3 separate regions of the Homo sapiens genome follow, and regions 2 and 3 are each linked to region 1. A link is an interaction called in ENCODE POLR2A ChIA-PET data of the cell type or tissue named here. Cell type or tissue: OCI-LY7. All regions are shown on one strand. Region 1 overlaps TACR2 (tachykinin receptor 2). Region 2 overlaps HKDC1 (hexokinase domain containing 1). Region 3 overlaps HKDC1 (hexokinase domain containing 1).

What was found. Peaks named below come from ENCODE experiments on the same cell type or tissue, not always from the same donor. Only the 100,000 strongest peaks of a DNase experiment are listed, where the experiment ranks them.
Region 2: POLR2A ChIA-PET joins it to region 1 with 5 read pairs; 2 of 35 experiments call an interaction of 5 or more read pairs at or near these places.
Region 3: POLR2A ChIA-PET joins it to region 1 with 6 read pairs; 6 of 35 experiments call an interaction of 5 or more read pairs at or near these places.

What each region holds. Positions count from the first base shown.
Region 1 is chr10:69,405,163-69,413,162 of GRCh38, forward strand. It overlaps TACR2 (tachykinin receptor 2), which reads right to left. Exons shown (of 5, transcript NM_001057.3): 3 at 3,760-3,913; 4 at 1,922-2,118. Among named protein-coding and RNA genes, the nearest start is that of TACR2, 7.8 kb to the right of the region's middle. RefSeq lists silencers at 3,472-3,751, 4,042-4,141. In OCI-LY7, CTCF peaks have their summits at 2,750 (motif pointing right), 2,949, 3,529 (motif pointing left) and 3,910 (motif pointing right); DNase peaks (open chromatin) are centred at 2,819, 3,569, 3,819 and 4,989.
Region 2 is chr10:69,259,579-69,267,578 of GRCh38, forward strand. HKDC1 (hexokinase domain containing 1) reads left to right here. Exons shown (of 18, transcript NM_025130.4): 16 at 1,561-1,716; 17 at 6,007-6,240; 18 at 7,032-7,974. The coding sequence ends at 7,179. Among named protein-coding and RNA genes, the nearest start is that of HKDC1, 43 kb to the left of the region's middle. In OCI-LY7, no CTCF peak of the experiment used is centred here; no DNase peak of the experiment used is centred here.
Region 3 is chr10:69,248,971-69,256,970 of GRCh38, forward strand. It overlaps HKDC1 (hexokinase domain containing 1), which reads left to right. Exons shown (of 18, transcript NM_025130.4): 11 at 1,320-1,465; 12 at 1,563-1,682. Among named protein-coding and RNA genes, the nearest start is that of HKDC1, 33 kb to the left of the region's middle. RefSeq lists a silencer at 7,580-7,772. In OCI-LY7, no CTCF peak of the experiment used is centred here; no DNase peak of the experiment used is centred here.

The DNA.
Region 1 (8,000 bases):
ACTGACTCCCTTCCAGAGGAAAGTCACTGTCTCTCTCCAAGAGCCTCCCATGGCTCAGGGGCTCTTGAGAGATGCCTTCGTGGGTGAGTTTGATTTTTGGAAACTGCCAGAGTGTTCTGGAGCTGGGTCTAGTGAATGAAGTGGGTGACTAAGCTGATTTAGGTCATCTGTTATTACGAACAAAAAATGACCCCAGCATAATTACTAAAAAAACCAACCAACCAACAAACAAACAAAAAAACCAGCAGATGTTCTTGTCTGACTTGTTAACTGGCTTCTAAGGGATGAGTCAAAGAAGAACCTGCTAAAACACAATGGAGGCTTTGGCAACTTGGGAGAACAAGGATGCTTTTCCCAAGGGGACTACATTGAAAAACCCACACTCGGAGCCACCAAGTTCTGATGCATTTGCTTGAAAACAAACAGCTCTCCCCATGGCAGCACTGAACGGGAGTTCAGAGGAAGCACACACGGTGAGTGGAAGAAATCAGACGGCAGAAAGGGAACGCTGGCTGCTCAGAGAAGGGAATGATCCAGAAGTGATGTCAGGATCTTGTAGAGCCTGGGGTGTTGTTTAGACTCCCAGGGACTGTATCTCCCTTGGGTAGCAGGAGAGTGATCAACCCACAGACACAGTGGGCTGGTGGCCCCTCCCAGATGTCAGAGTCCCTGTCTCCAGGTTTTCAATCCCACAAGTCTTTAAAAGAGAAATGCGTGGTGTGGGGATAAGATGACAGGCCTTGGAGACCCATGGAGTCCTGGCTTTACTGTTTGTTGTATGAATTTGGGAGCATCTTACTTTCTGAAGCTCAGTTTCCCCATCTGTAGAGTGGGGGTGACACCTGCTTCTCTCCTATTATCTACTTCCCTCTCAGGAGATAGAGAGTTCTGGCCTCCTGCAAAAAATCATAGCTCCTTATTTCCTTTTGGCCTGCCCCAGGCGGGTGAAATGTCTGAGCCACAAAGATCCCAATGGCATTATGAGTAGCCTGGCTACCTGGCCAGGGAGGTGACAAAAAACATGAACAAAGAGGTCCAAGGCCAACTTCGCCCACATCATTGTCTCACTGAGGTGAGACTGTGTCCACCTCTTGCCGCCCCTTATTTGCCCCACCTTCAGGGTTTCCTGCCACTGAAAGGCCTGCTCTGCAGAACTCCTGGGGCTGGGTTCCTCCCTGACTCACCACCCCCCACCTCTCCAGGTGCCCCAGAGCAAGTGCAGGCCCCTCTCTGGGACTCATTTCCTCAGAATCACGAGGCGTAGGGAAACTGGATGATGCCAGGAGAGTGAGATTCTGGCCCCCTCCTTCCTGGCTGTCTCTGACAGGGTCACTTCCCAGCTGCCCTGAAAGTCCCTGGAGGACAGGGCATGCACTGTGAGCTTTCCAGGGAGCAGCCTGCCCCACCCCTGTGCTGGCCCCAGCCCCCATCCACTGCTTCCACTGCCGGATGGGTGCCATTCACTTGGCTCCAGGAAAGCCCTCAGTAGGAAGCTTGTGAAAATACTAGAACAGAAGTCAGTCCCTCCCTCCCGCTACTTAGCTTTTCTTTCCTTCGTCTGTCTGTCCCACCCCCTCTCTGTGACTCTCCCCTCCCCTTCATCTCTCTGGCCCTCCCTTCTCTCTTCTCTTGCCCCAGACACAGAACCCAGAAGAGCCAGCAGGAACAGACAGACAGTGAGAGCTACAGCCTGGGAGACGGTGAGGATTTGGGGAGGAAGGGGGCTCAAGCTAGGCCCAGGCCAGAGGGATTATTGTGCTGGGGGCTGAGTGTGAGGACGGCTTTCTCATGTAGGCTGGGGGCACAGGGCCACAGGTTCCGGCAGGAATGAGGATGGATGCTTGAGCTGTGCAGGGGAGCCCACCTGGGGCTGGGCAGTGGGGCCCTGAGGGCAGAGGGTGGGGCTGGAGTGGGGGCTCACCTGTGGTTGAGACAGCAGTAGATGATGGGATTGTACATGGTAGAGCTCATGGCCAACCAGAAGAGTGCCAGGTAGACTTGCTGGATGAACTTGTGGCAGTAGATGTCCTCCTGGAAGCTGCCCAGGATGAAGTAGAGGTGGTAGGGCAGCCAGCAGATGGCAAACGTCAGCACCACCAGCACCATGGTCTTCACAAACTGGTCCAGGAGAGGCTCAAGTTACTTCTTAGTGCCCAAGCCCCAGCCCCAGCCCTCCGAGGGCAGACACAGAGGACCCCTTGCACCCACCTGGGAACTGCTCCACACACAGACCCCGTTAGCTCTATTACTCAGGCCTCTGAGCATGTTTTGCCCAGACCTTCCTGAGCCCCCAACCTCAGAGGCCTGTGCTCAGGCAGGTCCCTCTGCCCATACTGCCATCCTTCCTTTGAAGTCCTCACTCCTTGAAGCCCAGCTCAATGGCCACTTCCTACAAAAGGTGTCTGGGACCCCTTCATTCACTGCAGCTCCCCCTCCCTGGAGAGTGGCTGAGCTCTCTCTCCTAACCCCATCCCTGGGGGAGCCCCTGTGTCAGCTATGCGTTCCCAGGACGCCCCCTCTCTGGGATCCGTATCGGCACAGCCCTTCTCTCTGTGGGCTGTAAGGTTCCAACCAGGGACCCCTGCCTCTGCCCACGGGTCAGCTCCTGGACCTCCCCCTCCTCAGAGCCTGGCCCCTGCAGGCACACTCCTGCTCCGTTTGGCAGCCCAGCATGCCAATTACAAAAGGTCTGGGGGCTCCTGGGCACCCTGATCCTCACGTAGGATCTGGGTTGAGACCCCTAGTGTGGAGCAGATGGAGGCCAGTGCTCCATGAGGGGCACCAGATGGCGCCCATGTGCAGCTATCTCCCCGAACCACCCTGTGAAAGATGCCTACTTTTGGGTGAGAAGCATGGCTTTGACCTGGCTACATGATGTGGTTAACCCATTACCTCCCCTGTTGCCTGGTAGGAAGGGGGCAAGGACAAGCTTGGACTGAAGGAGGGTGAAGGGGGTCTTGGGCACAGAGGGCTACATCAGGACCTTCGGGGGACCCTGGATGGCAGGGAGTAGGGGGACACTGCCACTTCCGGAAGAAACTGGAGACAGATTTGATGAAGCTGGACAACTATCTGGTCTCCACGACCTCCGGGGTCCGCAGTTCCAGCCTTTGAGGGCTCTCCTGTGACTGTCAGGCACCTTCTATAGTTCTGTGGGGCTTCTCAATTTCAACATTCTGATTATTCAAAAAGTCTAAGATTTTAATATTTTATCATTCTAAGATTCTTGGGGGTATCTGAATTCTACGGGGCTTTAGGAGTCCCTGACTCCCCTAACATTCTGGGAAGTTAATTTTTTTTTGTCTTTTTTTTTTCTTCCTTTTTGTGGAGAACGGGGTCTCGCTATGTTGCCCAGGCAGGTCTCGAACTCCTGGGCTCAAGCTATCCTCCCGCCTCTGCCTCCCTGAGAGCTGGGATTACAGGCGTGAGCCGCCGCGCCCGGCAAGTTTCTTTAATTTTGTATTTGGCCAAAGACCAAAGGCAAATCCGCCCGGCTGGGAGGAACGCGGTCAGGCTCTGGCCCCAGACTTCGCGCGAAGGCAGCTTCCGCAAGCTTCTCCCGGGCGCCCTCTTGCGGACCGGCCTTGAGACCGTAAGGGCGGCTCCCCAGGGCGGGGTCAGGCCCCGTCCCGCCCCCGTCCCGCCCCCGTCCCACCCCCGTCCCACCCCGTCCGGCCCCGCCCCCATGAGGCCTCGCCCCCGCCAGCCCCCCGCCCCCTCCAGGCCCCGCCCCCTCCAGGCCCCCGCCCCCGCGCCCACCTTCTTCATGGCCTGCAGGTGGCGCAGGTTGGCACCGTGCGCCTGATGTCCGGGCACTGCGCGCCTCCAGAGCGTGAGGCCGATGACGCTGTAGGCTACAAACATCACCGCGAGCGGCAGGAAGTAGATGAGGGCGATCACCACGAGGTGGTACCTGCAGGGAGAGCCGAGGCCTGGGCAGCGGAGGGCCCGGGGGCGACTCCGAAGTCTGCCAGCGCCTGGTCCTGGGACCCCGCGGGCACTGTGGAGCCGCCCCTGCGGGCCCACCCTGGGCGCCTCCCAGGGACTTGGTTTGATTTAAACAAAAATAAAGGTGGCATTGGGTAGCCTGTGTGCCAGGAGACGGCTTCCCTGCAAAAGGGACGCCAGCAGTAGCCCTGCGTCCTTCCATATCACATCCTTCCACGTGATAGACACGTGTCAAAAAAAGGAAAAGTGAATGAAACAAATTAAGAAATAATTTGTTTGCAATTTAAAATGCCATTAAGCACAAAGGAGGCAGTAAAATTATCCCACTCCCACCACTATTAACATTAACTATTAATATCTGGCATATTTTTTCCAGAATCATATGTATGAATAGTAGTCACCCCTGATGGGAGTTTCACTTTCCCGGGTTTCAGTAACCCCTCCCAACTGCGGATCCAAAATAGGGGAGGAGAGTACAACAAGATATTTTGAGAGGGAGAGACCTCATTCACAGAAGTTTAATTACAGTATATTGTTATACTTGTTCTGTTTTATTACTAGTTACTGTTAATCTCTTACTGTGCCTAATTTATAAATTAAACTTTATCATAGGTATGTTGAGGAAAAAAACAGTATATATCTATATAGAGAGAATTCAGTGCTATCTGAAGTTTCAAGCATCCACCGGGTGTCTTGGAGTGTATCCTACAGTATAGCCATATATGTATACGTATACGTATATGTATATGTATATGTATATATATATATATACATATATACATATATATATATACATATATATATATATATATATATATATATATATATATATAATCTGTATCTGTCTGGATGGATAGAATGACTGGTGTTAATAAGGCTCCATCTGCACCAACATCGCTATGGAGGCATGGGACAGTGGAAAAGCGCCATATATCACATGCTGCTGTGTCATCTGCTTATGGTTTATCAGCATTTGGCTGGGAACCTCGTTTGTGTCAGCAAATGCTCTTTCATACCACCTTTGAGGAAGTGATGCAGAGTACCATTGCGTGGCTTCCTACCCCGTCCCCAGGGAGGACACTGGGTTGTGTTGAGGCTTTTCATTTCCTTTTGGAAACAGTGTAGGCCAGGCGTGGTGGCTCATGCCTGTAATCCCTAAACTTTGGGAGACCAGGATGGGAGGACTGCTTGAGCCCAGGAATTTGAGACCAACCTGGGCAAGATAGTGAGACCCTATCTCTATTAAAAAAAATTAAAAAAATTAGCCAGGCGTAATGGGGCACACCTGTAATTCCAGCTACTCAGGAGGCTGAGGCAAGAGGTTCACTTGAGCCCAGGAGATCGAGGCTGTAATGAGCTATGATTGGGCCACTGCACCCTAGCCTGGGCGATAGAGTGAGACCCTGTCAAAAAAAAAAAACAAAAAAACGACAGTGTCCCCAGTTCTCAGATCTCTGGTTTATGAGTGACGCTGCAGCCTCTCTCTGATGAGCTGCAGGCTGGGGACTGACTCCTCGGCAGGTCTGCAGTGGGAACCTGTGGAGACAAAAGTGACTCCATCTTGGATGCCACTCCCCTGTGTTGACTTCCGATTCGCCCCAGTCTTGTGAATGCCTTCTGATTTCTACTTTATTTACTGCCCCTAGTGTAAGAACATGTCAACCTTGATGTTACTCCACAAATCGTAGGCTGTGACTCACGTAGCGTTCTTGCCTGTTCTGGAGGGCTGCCTTTGGTTGTCTTGCTGGAGCACGAATACCCTTTCCCTATGGTATCTAAGCCTTGCATCTGGGGTGTGAGAATGCAGAGCTCCACCTGTCTTGTGGCCACCCAAGATCCCACTTCGGTCTGTAAATTCCCTCAATAAATCACCCAATATTGACAAACTGGATTTGTTCTGCCTCCTTCTTTGGGTCTGGGCTCCTTTGGCATTTGGGGGTCCCTTTCATGGAACAGAGTCCTTAGAGCATTCCACCAATGGGCCTGAGACCCCTGGTCCCGTCATTTGACTTTTTCTTTCTTACTGGGAGGACTGAGGTGTTCCCAAACCTCCTGCTTCTACCTGCCACATGCTAGGCTTGCTGCGCCCCTTTCTAGAGGTGCTGCTACCCCAAGGGAAGGGGACCCATGGTGAAACCACCTTTGCAAAAATAACGAGGAAATTACGACAGTGAAAGAAATCAGACCTAACCAACTCTATCTTGCTTCTAATCCTTAAGCTGTCCTTGTTCATGCCTGGGTGTAGGCCGAGCTATCTTTGGGAAGGAATTCAGTTCATGATTTTACTCTGAAGCAAAATTGATAACAGCCCTTTCCTGAAAAGACCCCCTTCTTGCCTGGGATCCAATCTGCCTTTCCAGGACTAACAACTTAGCTACAAGGATAGAAATTATTTAGGGGTCATGCAGCCTCTGGCTCCAAGAGTTTGAACCTCCCCCAAATTCCTTGGGGGCAACATCACTATTGTAAAACCTAAGATCAGTGCTTGAGATGTTTTGCAGAGCCTGCACTCAGTGGATCAGCTGACACCACCCAGACCGGGTAATCTGACTCAACCAGTTCTGCTATCACACCCAGGAACAGAAGACAGCGAGAAAACCTCATTTCGACCCCCTGTGATTCCATCTCCAACCCGACCAATCAGCATTCCCCATTTGCCAAGGCCCTAGCTGCCAAATTATCTTTAAAGACTCTGATTCCTGAATGCTAAGGGAGACTGATTTGATTTTGTTTTTTTTGAGATGGAGCTTTGTTCTTGTTGCCCAGGCTGGAGTGCAATGGTGGGGTCTTGGCTCACCACAACCTCCACCTCCCAGATTCAAGTGATCCTCCTGCCTCAGCCTCCCAAGTAGCTGAGATTACAGGTGCCTGCCACCACGCCCTACTAATTTTTGTATTTTTAGTAGAGACAGGGTTTTACCATGTTGGCCAGGCTAGTCTTGAACTCCTGACCACTGCCTTGGCCTCCCAAAGTGCTGGGATTACAGGCGTGAGCCACCGCGCCTGGCCTGATTTGAGTAATTATAAAACTCTGGTCTCCTGCACAGTAGGCTCTGCATTAATTACTTTTTCTCCATTGCAATTCCCCTGTCTTGATAAATAATTTCTGTCTAGGCAGCAGGCAAGGTGAACCCACTGGGTGATTATAATGGCTCCAGTAAATCTCTCTCCTAAAGTCTTGTGTTTAGAATTCTGCTTGGGTTCTTTTGGCAAGCATGCCAATTACAAGAGGTTCAGGCGCTCCTAGACTCCCTGATCCTCAAGTAGGCTTTGGGTTGAGAACCCCAGTGTGGAGCAGATAAGAGGGGAGGAGGGGCAACGAGGGCCAGGGCCCATCACCTTACAGAGTGAGGATCTACAGGGCCACCTATCTCAGTGTCCAGATAGGAAACTGAGGCCCAGAGAGGCACAGGAAGTCTGTGTCATACCCGTCTACAGATTTAATCATGACCAAATTTCCCCTTTTCTGAGGGTCAGCACTGTGGGAGTCAGTACAGGGCTCTTGTCCAGCCTCTTGTTTAAAGCATGATCTTAGGCAAGTCAGGGCTTTCCCTCAGCCTCAGTTTCCCCATCTGTAAAAGGAGGAGGCCATCTCTAAGTCCTTCCTTAGCAGGAGCCACACTCCTCTGTTGCTTGCTCCTAGGATGTTGTGCAGGACAGGAATTCACCCTGGGCTAGGTCTCCATGCAGAAGGCAGAGGGGAAGAGTTCCAGGGACCGCCTTTGTTTGTTTTGTTTTGAGACGGAGTTTCACTCTTGTCGCCCAGGCTGGTGGCAATGGTGTGATCTTGGCTCACTGCAACCTCCACCTCCCAGGTTCAAGCGATTCTCCTGCCTCAGCCTCCCAAGTAGCTGGGATTACAGGCACCCACCATCAAGCCCAGCTAATTTTTATATTTTTAATAGAGACAGGGTTTCATCACGTTGGCCAGGCTGGTCTTGAACCCCTGACCTCAGGTGATCTGCCCACCTTGGCCTCCCAAAGGTAGTCTTTTTGTATTTTGATTTTGGGGGTGTGTGCGCATGTTCCTGAAGAGGGCATCTTTAATTTCA
Region 2 (8,000 bases), 150 kb before region 1:
CGTTGCTGTAAAGAACTACCTGAGACTGGGTAATTTATGAAGAAAAGAGGTTTAATTGGCTCACAGTTCCACAGGCTGTGCAGGAAGCATGGCTGGGAGGCCTCAGGAAACTTACCATAATGGCAGAAGGTGAAGGGGAAGCAGGCACGTCTTACATGGCTGGAGAAGGAGGAAGAAAGAGTGAAGGGGGAGGCGTTACACACTATTAAAATAACCAGATCTTGTGAGAACCCACTCACTATCACCAGAACAACAGGGGGGAAATCCACCCCCATGATCCAGTCACCTCCCAGCAGGCCCCTCCTCCAATACTGGGGATTGTAATTCAACATGAGATTTTGGTGGGGACATAAATCCAAATCATATCACATGCTAAAATTTGATTATTAACCCAGGCCCATCCACTAGAAGAGGAGTTGGCACACTTATTCTGTAAAAGAACAGATAGTAAATGTTTTAGGTTTTGCAGGCCATATGGTCTTTATCAAAACTAAGCTCAGTGTCTTAATATAGAAAATAATGGGAAACATAGATTTATTGTTATGGGTGCTATCCAAGTTGAGAGCTTGAGCAGATGGGAAATGTGAGGGGATGCTTAGGCCATGGACACCTTGGGAGCTGTTGAACTGAGAATGTTGTCTAGGAAGAGGCTCAGACAAGACCAAGACTGGCCCTGGTGGTTTCTTTCCTCTTTGGCACCAATCTTGTAACTGGAAGGCAGGTGAGTTGTGGTAAGCCCAGCTGAAGCAAGGATTGCTCCAAAAAGAAGGGACCTTCCCTTTGAATCCCAAGTTGGGGCACCTGAGTGTCATGGCTCTTCCCAAGGGGCAGTTCATTCTAGTTAGCTTTGTGTCTGTAGCCACTGAAGGCTCACATTTTTGGATTGAGGTTTTAAGGGGGCAGCACCTTTGAACTTGCCTTGAAATCACCATTTTTTGTTCTGGTGTTAATTCCCTTAGGCTGATGAGGTCTTGAGCAGTTAAGAGAACCCAAGCCCAGCACATAAATGCTTCCCATTTGACTCTGCAAGCAGTGGCAGTCTGGCTCTGTGTCACTGTTGTTAATGATGATGTGTGTCACCATCACACACCCTGTGCAGAGTGCCTGGTCAGTACAAGGCCCCTTTTCTCTCTTGCTCTCTTGACCCTCATGGAGCTCACGGTCTGGTAGAAAGGAGGAAGGGAATTAATGCTTTTGAGCACCCCTGGTGCATGCAGACAGTTTCAATGTGTTAACTCACAGAGTAGAATTTGCAGAGTGGAACAGATTTGTAGCACAAAGCCAAGGAGAATTGGCTTTGGGGCCAAGACCAGGGACTAAATTTTGCTTAGTGCCCACTGTACCCAGATGCTTGCCTCCTAACAGTCTTGTAGGGGCGCTACTCTTCTCCCTGTTTTGTAGATGATAGCTTGCAGTGCTTGCTCACATCAAGCAGCTAGTATGTGGCAGAGCTAGGATCTGGATCTTGCTCCATGCGTAGCTCCAAAGCCTGGCCTTCTCACATCATGTGGTCTTCTGCATTGCAGGTCTGCCCCAACCTTATCCTTCTTCTCCAAACAGATACGAGAAAATGACCAGTGGGATGTACTTGGGGGAGATTGTGCGGCAGATCCTGATCGACCTGACCAAGCAGGGTCTCCTCTTCCGAGGGCAGATTTCAGAGCGTCTCCGGACCAGGGGCATCTTCGAAACCAAGTTCCTGTCCCAGATCGAAAGGTGACCTGTGATCAAGTTCATCATGAGGCTCTGACTGGCATATGCTGCCACCACGCTGGGGTTGGGCCAATTTGAGGTTTAAAAATAAAAACAGAAAGGCCCTGGCTGGGTAAGGGATTGCCTCCTGGGGCTGCTCTTCTCTTTCCAACTGATTCAGGATCGCTTTCAACAATAATAAACTCATGGCCAAACTGGGCTCATCTATAAAGTCCTGCTGTCCCCATCCTCAGGCTGGGCTAATTTGAAACAAACCCCACATCTTACATCAGTTCATCTATAAATATTTCATAATGTATTTCTGAAATATAAGGATTCTTAATAAAACATAACTACAGTACCATTATCACACTTAAAAAGCTAATGATAAACCTCAATCTCACAAAATATCCTGTTAGTGTTCTTATTTCCTGAATTGCCAAAAATTAATGGTTTTTACAGTTCTTTTGTTTGCATCAGTATCCAGACAAAGTTTATAAACTGCATTTGGTTGATATGCTTAAAGAATCTCTTTTAATCTATGGGTTTCCTCTCCCTCTCTTACTTTCCCTTGCAATGTATTTGTTGAAGAAACTGTTGTCTTATCTATGAGTTTCCTGTATTCTAGATTTTGTGGATTGCAGCATTTAGCATTTTCCTCTGTCTTCTTGTATTTCCCAAAAACTCATAGTTAGACCCAGATGCTTAATTAGATTCAGTAGTGAATTCTGGACAAGAATATTTTCTAGGTGGCATTGAGTTGTCTGTCTGTCTCTCTTTCTTTTAGGATGTTATCAGTCATTGATGCATATTGCCTGGATCTATTATTTCACTAGACATCGTAAATGGTGATGATTCCTGCAGTTATTAGCTGGAATACTTCTAGAAAGAGGAACTTTCCCCTATCAACTCTTTGGTGTAATTATCATTTTGAATGGCTGCATATTATACTATGTTACTGTACTATAATTTACTAAACTTTCCCTTTAATATAGGATGTCTAGTTTGTAATTTATAAATTCCTGTTATTCTGAGTAACACCATAGTTTTTCTTTTAGTACACATAGTCATTTGAATACAGTAAATCATTTCCTTAGTAGTAGAAACATTTGGTTAAAAGAGTATTTCACCATGGGCGCAGTGTTTTTTTTTTTAAAGTAGTTTCAATTTCCATCACCATCAGTTATGTACAAATGTGTCAGTTTCACTGCTTTTTGTGCTAGCACTGGATGTTATCTGATGCTTTGTGTTTGGATTTTCTCTCCATTTGTGTTCATTCATTTAATTCTCTTGGTCTTTATGGTCAGATGCCCACAAGTGAAAAATCACTTTTCAGCGGGGAAAAAAGAAACACATTATACATGAAAGTGGTTTACTTAATGAGGCAAATCAGATGGGCTGTTTAAGGGGAGTTCTTATTGTTTAAGGAGAGGATGGTGGAATCAGTAACAGCAGCAGCGATTATGTATTTTTGGGGTGTAAATTAGCAAGTGTTCAGCATCCTTCTCCTGTCTAGTCTTCAACCCATCCAATCTGAACAGATGGGTTAAAAATCATCACGCTTGGTGACCAAAGGGATCCTGTTTTGCTGTGTAAAACAGCTTCTCCCTCATAAGCAATAGACCGACAAGTTTACTTATCTTTGCCTTGCTTTTTTTTTTTTCCGTAATAAAAGAAAAGTTGTTCCTAGACAAGCACAAGGTGGTAACACTCTTATGCCACCAGAAAGATTTGCTTCTGCTGCACAAGAGGTGTCTGTTTTGGATGTTTTGATTTCTACAGGTTTCTGTTGTTGTTTTGTTTTTGTTTTCTGAGACAGGGTCTCACTCTGTTGCCTGGGCTGGAGTGCTGTGTTGCAATCACAGCTCAGTGCATCCTCAACCTCCCGGGTTCAAGTGATCCTCCCACCTCAGCTGCCACCACTGCTCCTCTCCCCTGCTCCCATTCCCTGTCAAGTAGCTGGGACTACAGGCACACACCACCACACCTAGCTAATTTTTGTATTTTTTATAGAGATGGAGTTTCACCATGTCGCCCAGGTTGATCTTGAATTCCTGGGCTCAAGCCATCCATCTGCCTAGAACTCCCAAAGTGGTAGGATTACAGGCATGAGCCACCGCGCCTGGCCAGGTTTTGTTTTTTAAAAGCTTCATGGAATAAAAAAAAAATCATATCCACCTAGTGCCAGTGGGAATTGGTAGGTGCTGTGCTGACTGCAGCCCATTTCAAAGCAGTTTGTCAAATGGATGGGACAGTGTTCTCCGGGGGAAGTGCCCTGAATTTACAGTCTTAGAGCTTGAGTTTTAAGATTTATCTCCACTACTTAACCTGTTTATGCTGCGTGACCTGGGGCAGGTTGTTTCACCTCTTTGAACCTCAGTTTCCTGCTTCATAACAGAAATAATTGCCCTGTTGCTTAACCCCCAGGATTGCTCTGAGGATCAGGAAGGGAATGTACTTGAACTAGGTAAGCTGTGAAAGGCTGGGCCCAGGAAGGAATTGCAGGCTTTCTCTTTAGACACACCAGTTAAAAAACCTCTTTTTCTTACTATACAAATGTTATTCATTCATTTTAGAGAATCTAAAAAATACAGATAAACAAAGGAAGAAAAATAAGAATTAAGCTACGTGTGGTGGCTCATGCCTGTAATCCCAGGACTTTGGGAGGCCAAGGCAGGCAGATCACCTGAGGTCAGGTAGCCAACATGGTGAAACTCTGTCTCTACTAAAAATACAAATATTAGCTGGGCATGGTGGTGGGCCTATAATCCCAGCTACTTGGGAGGCTGAGGCAGGAGAATCGCTTGAACCCAGGAAGCGGGTGAGCCGACATCATTGCACTCCAACCTGGGCAACAAGAGTGAAACTCCGCCTCAAAAAGAAGAGAATTACCTGTAATCCTCCCAATGTCTGAATAGATTTCCTTCTGTGTGTGTGTGTGTGTGTGTGTGTGTGTGTGTGTGTGTGTGTGTCTTTTTTTAATCTGGGCAAGGGCAAACATTAAAACAAAAAGCCAGCATCATACAGTGCATAGTATTTTATAATCTATTTTTTCACTATGTCATGAAGATTTTCCATGGTGTGAAATATTCTCACGCAAACTCATCTTTTTTTTTTTTTTGAGACAAGATCTTACGCTATTACCCAGGCTGGAGTACAGTGGTATGATCATGGCTCACTGCAACCTCAAACTCCTGAGCTCAAGCAATCCTCATGCCTCAGCCTCCAAATAGGGACTATAGGCATACACAATCATGTCTGGCTCATTTAAAATTTTTTAGAGATGGGGTCTTGTTATGTAGCCCAGGCTGGTCTCAAATTCCTGGCCTAAAGTGATTCTCCTGCCTCAGCCTCTTAAAGTGCTGGGATTACAGGTGTAAGCCACTGTGCTGGCCACAAACTCATCTTTAAGATCTATGAAGAATTCTATTGTTTGGCTACACCGCCATTTACCTGCTGAATCCCCTGTATGGTCATATAGGTTGTTTCTCAATTGTCTTTCTTGATAACACTCTTCTTCTCTAAGTATTACCTGAGACAGTCAAGGATACAACTTCACATTGCTTGGTGTGGGAGTCAGGGCTCCGTTTAAGTACCATTAGTTCACTGTGAGATGACCAGGGTCTAGACTTGAAGCCAGCCTGCCCCTATGATGGGTGTTTCTCTGCATGTGTTTACAGTCCTATCAGGTTCCCCTTCTCTAAGGTTCTGATTGTATTTTGTATATTCATTTATTCACTTGCTCATTGAATATACCCTGCTGGCTACTACTGAAGATATAGTCTTACTGTCAAAGAGCAGAGAAATGAGAAAAAGGGAAGAAAGTGCAGAGAATCAGAAAAAGTTAAATAGAAGGAAAGTTGGCCTCCAATTGAAGGGGGCCAGAGTGTGGGAGCTGGCACGATTTGTGGGAAAGTGCGAGAGGTGGTGTGAAAAGGCTTGAATTTGAGCCCCTGCTCTCTAACGAGAGGGCACAGCTCTAGCAGGCTGAGCCACAGCCTCCTCTTCTGAAAAATGGGTACCTGGTGTGTTGGTTGCTGCAGCTCATATGGCTTCTAGTGAGATCACAGATATGAACATGCTGAACACCAGAGGCATTCACACTTTATTTTTTAAAGTTGATGGAACTTCCAGGGGTGGTGGACCTTCTTGAGTCTCGGCTTCTAAGGCATTCTGCTCCAGCCTAGCCATTGCCTGGGTCAATTTCTCCTCCCTCCTGTAAGGGCATCTAAGAATGGGGAGGCTGTGGGTCACACTGGGCACATCCCGGGGTCCTGGGAAGCAGGTCCTGACTCCCTGCTCTATTGCCTGCAGCGATCGGCTGGCCCTTCTCCAGGTCAGGAGGATTCTGCAGCAGCTGGGCCTGGACAGCACGTGTGAGGACAGCATCGTGGTGAAGGAGGTGTGCGGAGCCGTGTCCCGGCGGGCGGCCCAGCTCTGCGGTGCTGGCCTGGCCGCTATAGTGGAAAAAAGGAGAGAAGACCAGGGGCTAGAGCACCTGAGGATCACTGTGGGTGTGGACGGCACCCTGTACAAGCTGCACCCTCAGTGAGTGCCCACAAGAGGCGTGGCGGGTGGGGCTGGGGAGGGCTGGCGGCCAAGTGTGGACTTGGCATAGCCTCCTGAACTGCGGCATGGGAAGATGCATCCCCGTCCTTTTATGGGAAAGGAGTGCTGTGTGGTCAAGTCACCTATTCAATCTGACAGACAAGGTGTGAGCCCTGGTGCCTCTGCTACCTGGTAATACGATGTGGGAATGTTAGCCGGCCTCTCTAAACCCCAGGTTCCTCATCCACAAAAGGCCAGCACTAATAATCCCTACCACATAGGGCTAAATGTGTGAGGTTGAAATGAGTTAGCACATGTAAAGTGCTTCACACGGGGCTCAAGAAATGTAAGTTGGCTGAGTGCAGTGGCTCATGCCTGTAATGGCAGACGGGAGGATCACTTGAGCCCAGGAGTTTGAGACCAGCCTGGGCAACACAGGGAGACTCCATTTCCACAAACATAAATAAATAAAATACAAAATGAACAAAAATTACAAATATTAGCTGGGCGTGATAGTGCATACCTGTGGTCCCAGCTACATGGGAGGCTGAGCTGGGGGGCTTGAGCCTGGGAACTCGAGGCTGCAGTGGGCTGTGATTGCACAACTGCAGTCTACACCCTGGGCAACAGAGTGAGACCATGTCTAAAAAAAAAAAAAAATTAGAAGAAGCTGTTTAGAGCCTTGAAAAGCAAACCAAAGGGAAGAAGCTAAAGAAATTAGATTATGATCATTTATAAATGTTCTGATTCTACATGGAAGGGCTGATGATGTTTCTTTCTCTTTTTCATAGCTTTTCTAGAATATTGCAGGAAACTGTGAAGGAACTAGCCCCTCGATGTGATGTGACATTCATGCTGTCAGAAGATGGCAGTGGAAAAGGGGCAGCACTGATCACTGCTGTGGCCAAGAGGTTACAGCAGGCACAGAAGGAGAACTAGGAACCCCTGGGATTGGACCTGATGCATCTTGGATACTGAACAGCTTTTCCTCTGGCAGATCAGTTGGTCAGAGACCAATGGGCACCCTCCTGGCTGACCTCACCTTCTGGATGGCCGAAAGAGAACCCCAGGTTCTCGGGTACTCTTAGTATCTTGTACTGGATTTGCAGTGACATTACATGACATCTCTATTTGGTATATTTGGGCCAAAATGGGCCAACTTATGAAATCAAAGTGTCTGTCCTGAGAGATCCCCTTTCAACACATTGTTCAGGTGAGGCTTGAGCTGTCAATTCTCTATGGCTTTCAGTCTTGTGGCTGCGGGACTTGGAAATATATAGAATCTGCCCATGTGGCTGGCAGGCTGTTTCCCCATTGGGATGCTTAAGCCATCTCTTATAGGGGATTGGACCCTGTACTTGTGGATGAACATTGGAGAGCAAGAGGAACTCACGTTATGAACTAGGGGGATCTCATCTAACTTGTCCTTAACTTGCCATGTTGACTTCAAACCTATTAAGAGAACAAAGACTTTGAAGTATCCAGCCCCAGGGTGCAGAGAGGTTGATTGCCAGGGAGCACTGCAGGAATCATTGCATGCTTAAAGCGAGTTATGTCAGCACCCTGTAGGATTTTGTTCCTTATTAAGTGTGTGCCATGTGGTGGGGTGCTGTCTGGGGCATCTGTTTTTCATTTTGCCTGTGGTTTGTGTTGCAGGTGTTGATAGTTGTTTTAAGGATTGTTAGGTATAGGAAATCCAGTAAATTAATAAAAAAATTTTGATTTTCCAATAAACTTTGCATGAAGTGGTGATATTTCTT
Region 3 (8,000 bases), 160 kb before region 1:
GCACTTATGTGTGTGTAGATGAGAACATGAGTGTACCCCCCCCGACCCCCAGATCCTGACCCCAGGAACTTTGTTTTAGATGCCTGAGATTGCCTGGGCTTGTCTTCCTGCTGCTTCTCTGGCTCTGTTCTCTTCTGCAGCTTGGCTCACTTCCCTTTCCCTCTCATTGCTTCTGCCCCCAACTTCTCCAACCCTTGATCCTTCTGGTCCTCGGTGCTCAGCCAAAAGAAGCCACTAAGTAGTGAAATCAGTTCTTCAGACAAATTATTTTACCTCTTTGAATCTCACGAGACTCTTCCGGAAATAATGACCTTAGTAAAATGCTTTACATCTTATAATTTGCTTTTGAACCTTTCATTTCATTTCATCCTCACAACCACTTGGAACGTTACCAAAGAGGAAATGGTTCCCATTTTATGGATGCCATACCTGAGACTTACAGAGGCTAGATGACCTACTCAAGGTCCAACAGCTGTACTTGGGATCTCTTAACTGAGAGCAGTAAAAGACACTGTTTATTTTATTTTTATTTTTATTTTTTTTGAGACGGAGTCTCGCTCTGTCACCCAGGCTGGAGTGCAGTAGCGTGATCTCCGCTCACTGCAAGCTCCGCCTCCCAGGTTCACACCATTCTCCTGCCTCAGCCTCCCGAGTAGCTGGGACTACAGGCGCCCAGCACCACACCCGGATAATTAATTTTTTGTATTTTTAGTAGAGATGGGGTTTCACTGTGTTAGCCAGGATGGTGTCGATCTCCTGACTTCGTGATCCACCTGCCTCGGCCTCCCAAAGTGCTGGGATTACAGGCGTGAGCCACCGCGCCAGACCGGAGGCCCCTTGAGTATAAGAATCATGCATTTCCTTGACTGGATGCCCTGTACCGTTCCTTGGGGCTCCCGAGAAGGCTGTCAGTCAGTGAAGCTGAAAGAGCCTTCAGAGGTTCAGTCTCCTGATTTTGCAGATGTGGAAGGATGGGACCTTGCCTCTCTTGCTCAAGATAAAAAGCCATTTCTCAGAAGCCCCAGGTCCCTTGACTCCAGGCCAGGGCTCTTTTCACGGCACCTCACTGGCGATAGTGTAGGTGGTGCCTGGGACTTTACCACAGAAGTGGAGGCCAAGGAAAGCAGCCTGGCCTCACGCAGGCTCAAGATGCCTGCCCGGGGCCCGGGCACTGTGCAGGGTGGCCCCCACGACCCTCTGGTCTATGAGGCCCAGGAGTGCAGGCCCTGGGTCCGCTCTGCTCCGACGTCTCCTCTTCCTCCCAATGCCCCGACACAAGTCCCTGTCATGGAATGCAGCTGCTGCTTTCTCCATCACAGAGAAAGGAAAGTTTCTCGCCCTGGATCTTGGGGGAACCAACTTCCGGGTCCTCCTGGTGAAGATCAGAAGTGGACGGAGGTCAGTGCGAATGTACAACAAGATCTTCGCCATCCCCCTGGAGATCATGCAGGGCACTGGTGAGGAGGTAAGTGCCAGGCAAGGCCTTTGGGCTCCGAGGTGCCAGCCTGCCACCCTGCATCGATGTCCGCCTGGTGTGAATGCCGCTCTCTCTCTCTCTGCAGCTCTTTGATCACATTGTGCAGTGCATCGCCGACTTCCTGGACTACATGGGCCTCAAGGGAGCCTCCCTACCTTTGGGCTTCACATTCTCATTTCCCTGCAGGCAGATGAGCATTGACAAGGTAAGATAGCCCCACCAGGCTCACGGCCAGCCCAGTGGGCTTCCTTCCTCTTCTGGGACCATCTCCAGGTAACTCCCAGCCTGCCTTCATTTTTACAGGGATCTTGGGTTCAGGGCAGCTGGGAACACATGATAGAGAATTTCAACAATTTAATTTTTAATCAATTTATCACGATTTTTTAGACTGACCATTCACAAGAGAATTTAGAGTAGTATGCAATAAAGGGACATGTGCATAATATTCCTACTAAAAGAGAGGTCGAATCATATTATGGAGAGAGGGAGAAAGAGGTAATGTCCAGTGAAGGCCAGTTATAACAATTGGGCAGTAATACGATCTGTGTCTTTCTGGACAGCCATGTAAACAGGGAATTACAATGGGTTTTTATCGTCTGATGAAAGAAATCTTGCCAGCACATCACAAGAAATACATTTCTTTTTTTTTTTTTTTTTTTTTTTTGAGACAGAGTTTTGCTCTTGTCACCCAGGCTGGAGTGCAAGGGCGTGATCTCGGCTCACTGCAACCTCTGCCTCCTGGGTTCAAGCAATTCTCCTGCCTCAGCCTCCCAAGTAGCTGTGATTACAGGCACCTACCTCCACGCCTGGCTAATTTTTTGTATTTTTAGTAGAGATGGGGTTTCACCATGTTGGCAAGGCTGGTCATGAACTCCTGACCTCAGGTGATCTACCTGTCTCGGCCTCCCAAAGTGCTAGGATTACAGGTGTGAGCCACCACACCCGGCCTACTTTATAAGTTTTGAAATCAGGAAATGTGAGTTCTCTTTCTTCTTATTCAAGATTGTTTTGGCTATTCGGCACTCCTTCCATTTTCATATGAATTTTAGAAGCAGCTTGTCAATTTCTGCAAAGAAGCCAGCTGAGATTTTCATAGGAATTGAGTTGAACCTATATATTAATTTGGGGAGTTTGCCACCTTAACAATAGCGAGTTCCAATCCATGAACATGGGATATCTTTCCATTAATTTAGGTCTTCTTTATTTTCTTTCAACAATCCTTTGTAGTTTTCAGAGTAAAAGTCTATACTTCTCTTGTTTATTCCTAAGTAATTTGTGCTTTTTGATGCTATTATAAATGGAATTGTTTTCTTTTCTTTTTTTTTTTTTTGAGACAGAGTCTCACTCTGTTACTCAGGCTGGAGTACACTGATGTGATCTCAGCTCACTGCAACCTCTGCCTCCCGGGTTCAAGTGATTCCCCTGCCTCAGTCTCCCGAGTAGCTTGGATTACAGGTGTGTGCCACCACAACTGGCTAATTTTTGTATTTTTAGTAGAGATGGGGTTTCACCATGTTGGCCAGGCTGGTCTTGAACTCCTGACCTCAGGTAATTCACCTACCTCAGCCTCTCATAGTGCTGGGATTACAGGCGTGAGCCACTGTGCCTGGCAAGAAATGCATTTCTTTTCTAATATTAGTATCTCAGAAGCAATTGATCACATGGCCACTTTAGCTGACATTGAAGAACATCATAGTTTATCATTTAATAGATAATTCATAAATATGGAGACATTTATTACAAAATCTTTCCTGTAATTCTAGGGTAAAAACACCCAGGGTTGTCCAGGTGTGGTGGCTCATCTCTGTAATCCTAGCACTTTGGGAGGTCGACATGGAAGGATTGCTTGAGGCCAGGAGTTCAAGACCAGCCTGGGCAACATAGTGAGACCCTGTGTCTTAAAAAACAAACAAACAGGCCGGGAGCGGTGGCTCATGCCTATAATCCTAGCACTTTGGGAGGCCAAGACGGGTGGATCACGAGGTCAGGAGATGGAGATCATCCTGGCTAACATGGTGAAACCCCGTCTCTACTAAAAATACAAAAAAATTAGCCCGGCGTGGTGGCAGGTGCCTGTAGTCCCAGCACTTGGGAGGCTGAGGCAGGAGAATGGCGTGAACCCAGGAGGCGGAGCTTGCAGTGAGCTGAGATCGTGCCACTGCACTCCAGCCTGGTGACAGAGCGAGACTCTGTCTCAAAAAAAAAAAAAAAAAAAACTGTAGCCAGGCATGGTGGCACATGCCTGTGGTCCCAGCTACTGGAGAGTATGAGGTGGGAGGATCACTTGAGCCCAGGAGATTGAGGTTCCAGGGAGCTATGATCACACCACTGCACTCCAGTTTGGGCAACAGAGACTCCATCTCTATTAAAAACAAAAACAAAAACAAAAACACACACAACAAGCAAGCCAAGTACAGTGACTCATGTCTGTAATCCTAGCACCGTGGGAGGCCAAGATGGGAGGATCACTTGAGTCCAGGAGTTTGAGACCAGCCTGGACAATATAGCAAGACCCCATCTCTAAACGTGTGTGTGTGTGTGTGTGTGTGTGTGTGTGTGTGTGTGTGTTTCTGTGTGTAAAAACAAAAAATCACCCAGGCTTAACTTTATGTGTAATGAATAAAGATTTTTAATTGGGAAGCTAAGACACAGGAAGGTCAGTATTGTGTGTTTTTTGCATGGTTTTTTTGGTAAACTAGCTTGACCAAGAGGTAGAGCTTAGAAGTGGGGACTAGACACTGGGCTAAGCTCTTAGACTCCCCAGAGCTCCAGTGGGTCATGGGGCCTCGGCCTGGAGCTGACAGTGGGTGAGTGAGGCTGGGCCTTTGCATGAGGCTGGGGCAGAGCTGTCTGTTCTGCAGATGGAGGGAGACAGTTTGCAGCCTCTGCCAGTGCCCACACAGAAAGCCTCCGGGCAGGGACATGTCCTTCTGCAGGGGCTTGGGAGCAGGCCCAGATGAGGCCACACAGAGAGGCCCAGTGTCCTTCCTAAGGTCAGAAAACACAGTGTTCGAGAGCACAGGCTCTGGGGTTATGGGCTCCTGTTTTGCAAACCTGTCTCTACTGTTTCCCATATGAATAACCTTGAGCAGATTATTTAACTTCTCTGAGGCATGGTTTCCCCATTGGTGAAAATGGAGGAACATGGTGAGGACTAAATGAGCTCGTGTGTGTAAAATGCATAGCGTGGGTCTAGCACCTGGCAGGCACTCAAATCCTAGTATCATCCTTCACTTTCGAGGCAGCATAGGATTGAAATTCAGCCTGGAAAAGGCCAAGAGGAATCCAGTGCTGGTAATGGTGGTGAGGAAGGGGTGCACTGTCGCCAGGGCCTGACATCATAGCGGTGAATTCTCTGCAATCCCTGGCCTCAGCTTCACAGACAGACTCACCAGCTTGTGGAGAGGAGCTCTGTCTTTCTGACAGACTCTCATCAGCCAAGCTTCCGAGACTGGCATAAAGCAGAATACAGCTTCCTAAATTTATGGTAGAACTCTGGTCAGCTCAGCAGGTCAACCAGAGAGCTCAGGACAATAATAAGGGTAGCACCAAAGATGCACTAAGATTTTGTCCAGGGCCAGGAGCAGTGGCTCACTCCTGTCATCCCAGAACTTTGGGAGGCTGAGGCAGGCAGATCACTTGAGGTCAGGAGTTTGAGACCAGCCTGGCCAACATGGCGAAACCCCATCTCTACCAAAAATACAAAAATTAGCTGGGTATGGTGGCGGGTGCCTGCAATCTCAGCTATTTGGGTGGCTGAGGCAGGAGAATCGCTAGAACTCAGGAGGTGGAGGTTGCAGTGAGCTGAGATTACACCACTGCACTCCAGCCTGGGCGACAGAGAAGACTCAGTCTCAAAAAGAGAAAAAAAAAATTTTTTTAACCATTTTCTTATTGTGGTAAAATACACATAACATAAATTTCCCACTGTGACTATTTTTTAAATGCACACTTCTATGACATGAAATACATCCACATTTTTGTGCAGCCATCACCACCATCCATCTCTTAAACTTTTTCTTTTCCATCTGAATTTCTGTACTCATTGAGCGCTGATTCCCTAGTCCTCCTTCCCCCAGACCCTTGGCTTCTCTACTTATTGGCTGTGTGACCTTGGGCAAGTCATTTAATCTCCCTGTTCCTTGGTTTCCTCATCTGAAAATGATTACAAAAATAGAACTCATTTTATAGGTGTGTTTTGTGGTTTTATTTTCGTGCAATTATATTCAAGGAATATTTTGCTCAGTGAAGGAATGTGGCACATCCATATAAATGGCCTGGAAGGATCTGGAAGATACATTATTGAATTAGAAAAAAAAATTGCAATAGTTCACACACAGCGTGAATTTACTTACTTAAAAATATGTGTAATTTCACCCCTGAAATAAGAAATGGTGGGAAAAAGAAAAAAATACTAATAAATGGAGAGGAAAAGGTCTGGAAGGATTAATATCAGACTAATGGCAGAGGTTACCTCTCAGATTGGGAGGATGGGAGTTGAAGGGAACTCTATCCTTATCAGTAACATTTTAATTTTTTACACTACTAATGCATTCCTGCATTGCTGCTGCCATTAAAAATTAATACACCATCCGGGAGGGTGCCGTGTGCAGCTGTCTGCGGTCCTGACGGGGCACCAGGACACAGCTACTGCTCCTGACTCAGGACACTGGGCCTTTGGGCCTCTCTCCCAGCAGCTCTGAAGGTGTCGTGAAGACACAGTGAAGAAGGAGGGGAGACCCGTGGGCAGCTAAAAGTAAAGATACCCATGGTTGGGGAGAAAAAAGAGAGACGTCAAAAAATAGATTAGTTTTGTGTAATTGCAATCAGTAAGAGAGGTTTCCCAGTTGGGAGTGTCTCTCTAATGTTCTACACATACCAACCAGGAAAGGAGCCAGCCAGGGGTCCAGTTTCCCAAGAACTATGGAGGGAAGGAGGGAGACTGGGGCTTGTGGGCTAACAGCCTCAGGGTGAGGCGGCATCCAGCCACGGGGCTGACGGCACTGCCATCAGATTTTCTCACTGCCTTTCCTGTCCCAGAGCTTCTCCTGGCCTAGACACCCTAGCTCTGCCTGCCTTCACCCCCCTGGCTTTCTAGATGATGGAGTGCGAGGCTAGACTAACTCCTGCCTCAGGCTAACAATGTAACTTTGGGCTTCCTTTTGAGAATTAAAAATACTACTTTCGGGCTGGGCACATCGGCTCACCCCTGTAATCTCAGCAATTTGGGAGGCCGAGGAGGGTGGATCACTTGAGGTCAGGAGTTCAAGACCAGCCTGGCCAACATGATGAAACCTCGTCTCTACTAAAAATACAAAAATTAGCCAGGCGTGGTGGTGTGTGCCTGTAGTCCCAGCTACTCAGGAGGCTGAGGCACGAGAATCGCCTGAACCTGGGAGGCAGAGGTTGCGGTGAGTTGAGATCACACCATTACACTCCAGCCTAGGCAACAGAGTAAGAATCTGTGTCAAAAAAAAAAAAAACAAAAAAAACCTACTTTCTCAGTATTATAAAAATCATATATGTTAATTTTAATTTCAGAAAAATTAGAAAATATAGACAAACAAAAAGGAGAGAGGAAAAGTGATGCATAATTTTGCACCCAGAGAGAGCCACTGTTAACCCTTTTGGTGTATATATTATTCCAGTCCTTTCTCCAAGTGCGAGTGTATATGTGTGTATGAGTGTAATTTTAAAAATAAAAATAGAATAATTCACTATCTGTATTTGTTTGACGTGCTTTCAATTAACAGTGTGTGGAAAACACCTTTCTCTCACATCAAATGTTCTCTTACAGTGTAATTCTTTATGGGTGTATATCATGTCCCATATCGAGGTACAGGATGATAGATCCATACTGTTGGAGTTTTAGGATACCTCTAGTTTTTCACTGTGAAACATGCTTTGATAAACATTTGGTAGCTTTGCCTTTGATCACATTGTAATCTGTCCTTGACTAAGTTAGAAGTAGGATCATGGCCAGATGTGGTGACTCATGCCTGTAATTCCAGCACTTTTGGAGGCCAAGTCAGGCGGATCACCTGAGGCCAGAGGTTTGAGACCAGCCTGGCCAACATGGTGAAACCCCATCTCTACTAAAAAATACAAAAGTTAGCTGGGCGTGGTGGCACATGCCAGTAATCCCAGCTACTTGGGAGGCTGAGGCAGGAGAATTGCTTGAACCCGGGAAGTGGAGGTTGTAGTGAGCCGAGATCACGCCATTGCACTCCAGCCTGGGAGACGAGTGAAATTCTATCTCAAAAAAAAAAAGAAAGAAAGAAAAAAGAAGAAGTAGGATCACTATGATCCTAGGCCTTTATTCCGCGTAATCATGGCCAGGGAACATGATTTGACCCTTGAGGAGTATGAATTGCTGCAATGATTCCACTCAGTGATAGACCTTGTCTGAGTGTTGTGCTCTGTGATGCTGCTGTGCCCAGGGTTAGGGTTGTGGAGGTGGAGGCATAGTCAAAAGCACACGTACTTGACAAGCAGCCAGCTATAGTGCTTTGCATCTGTTGGA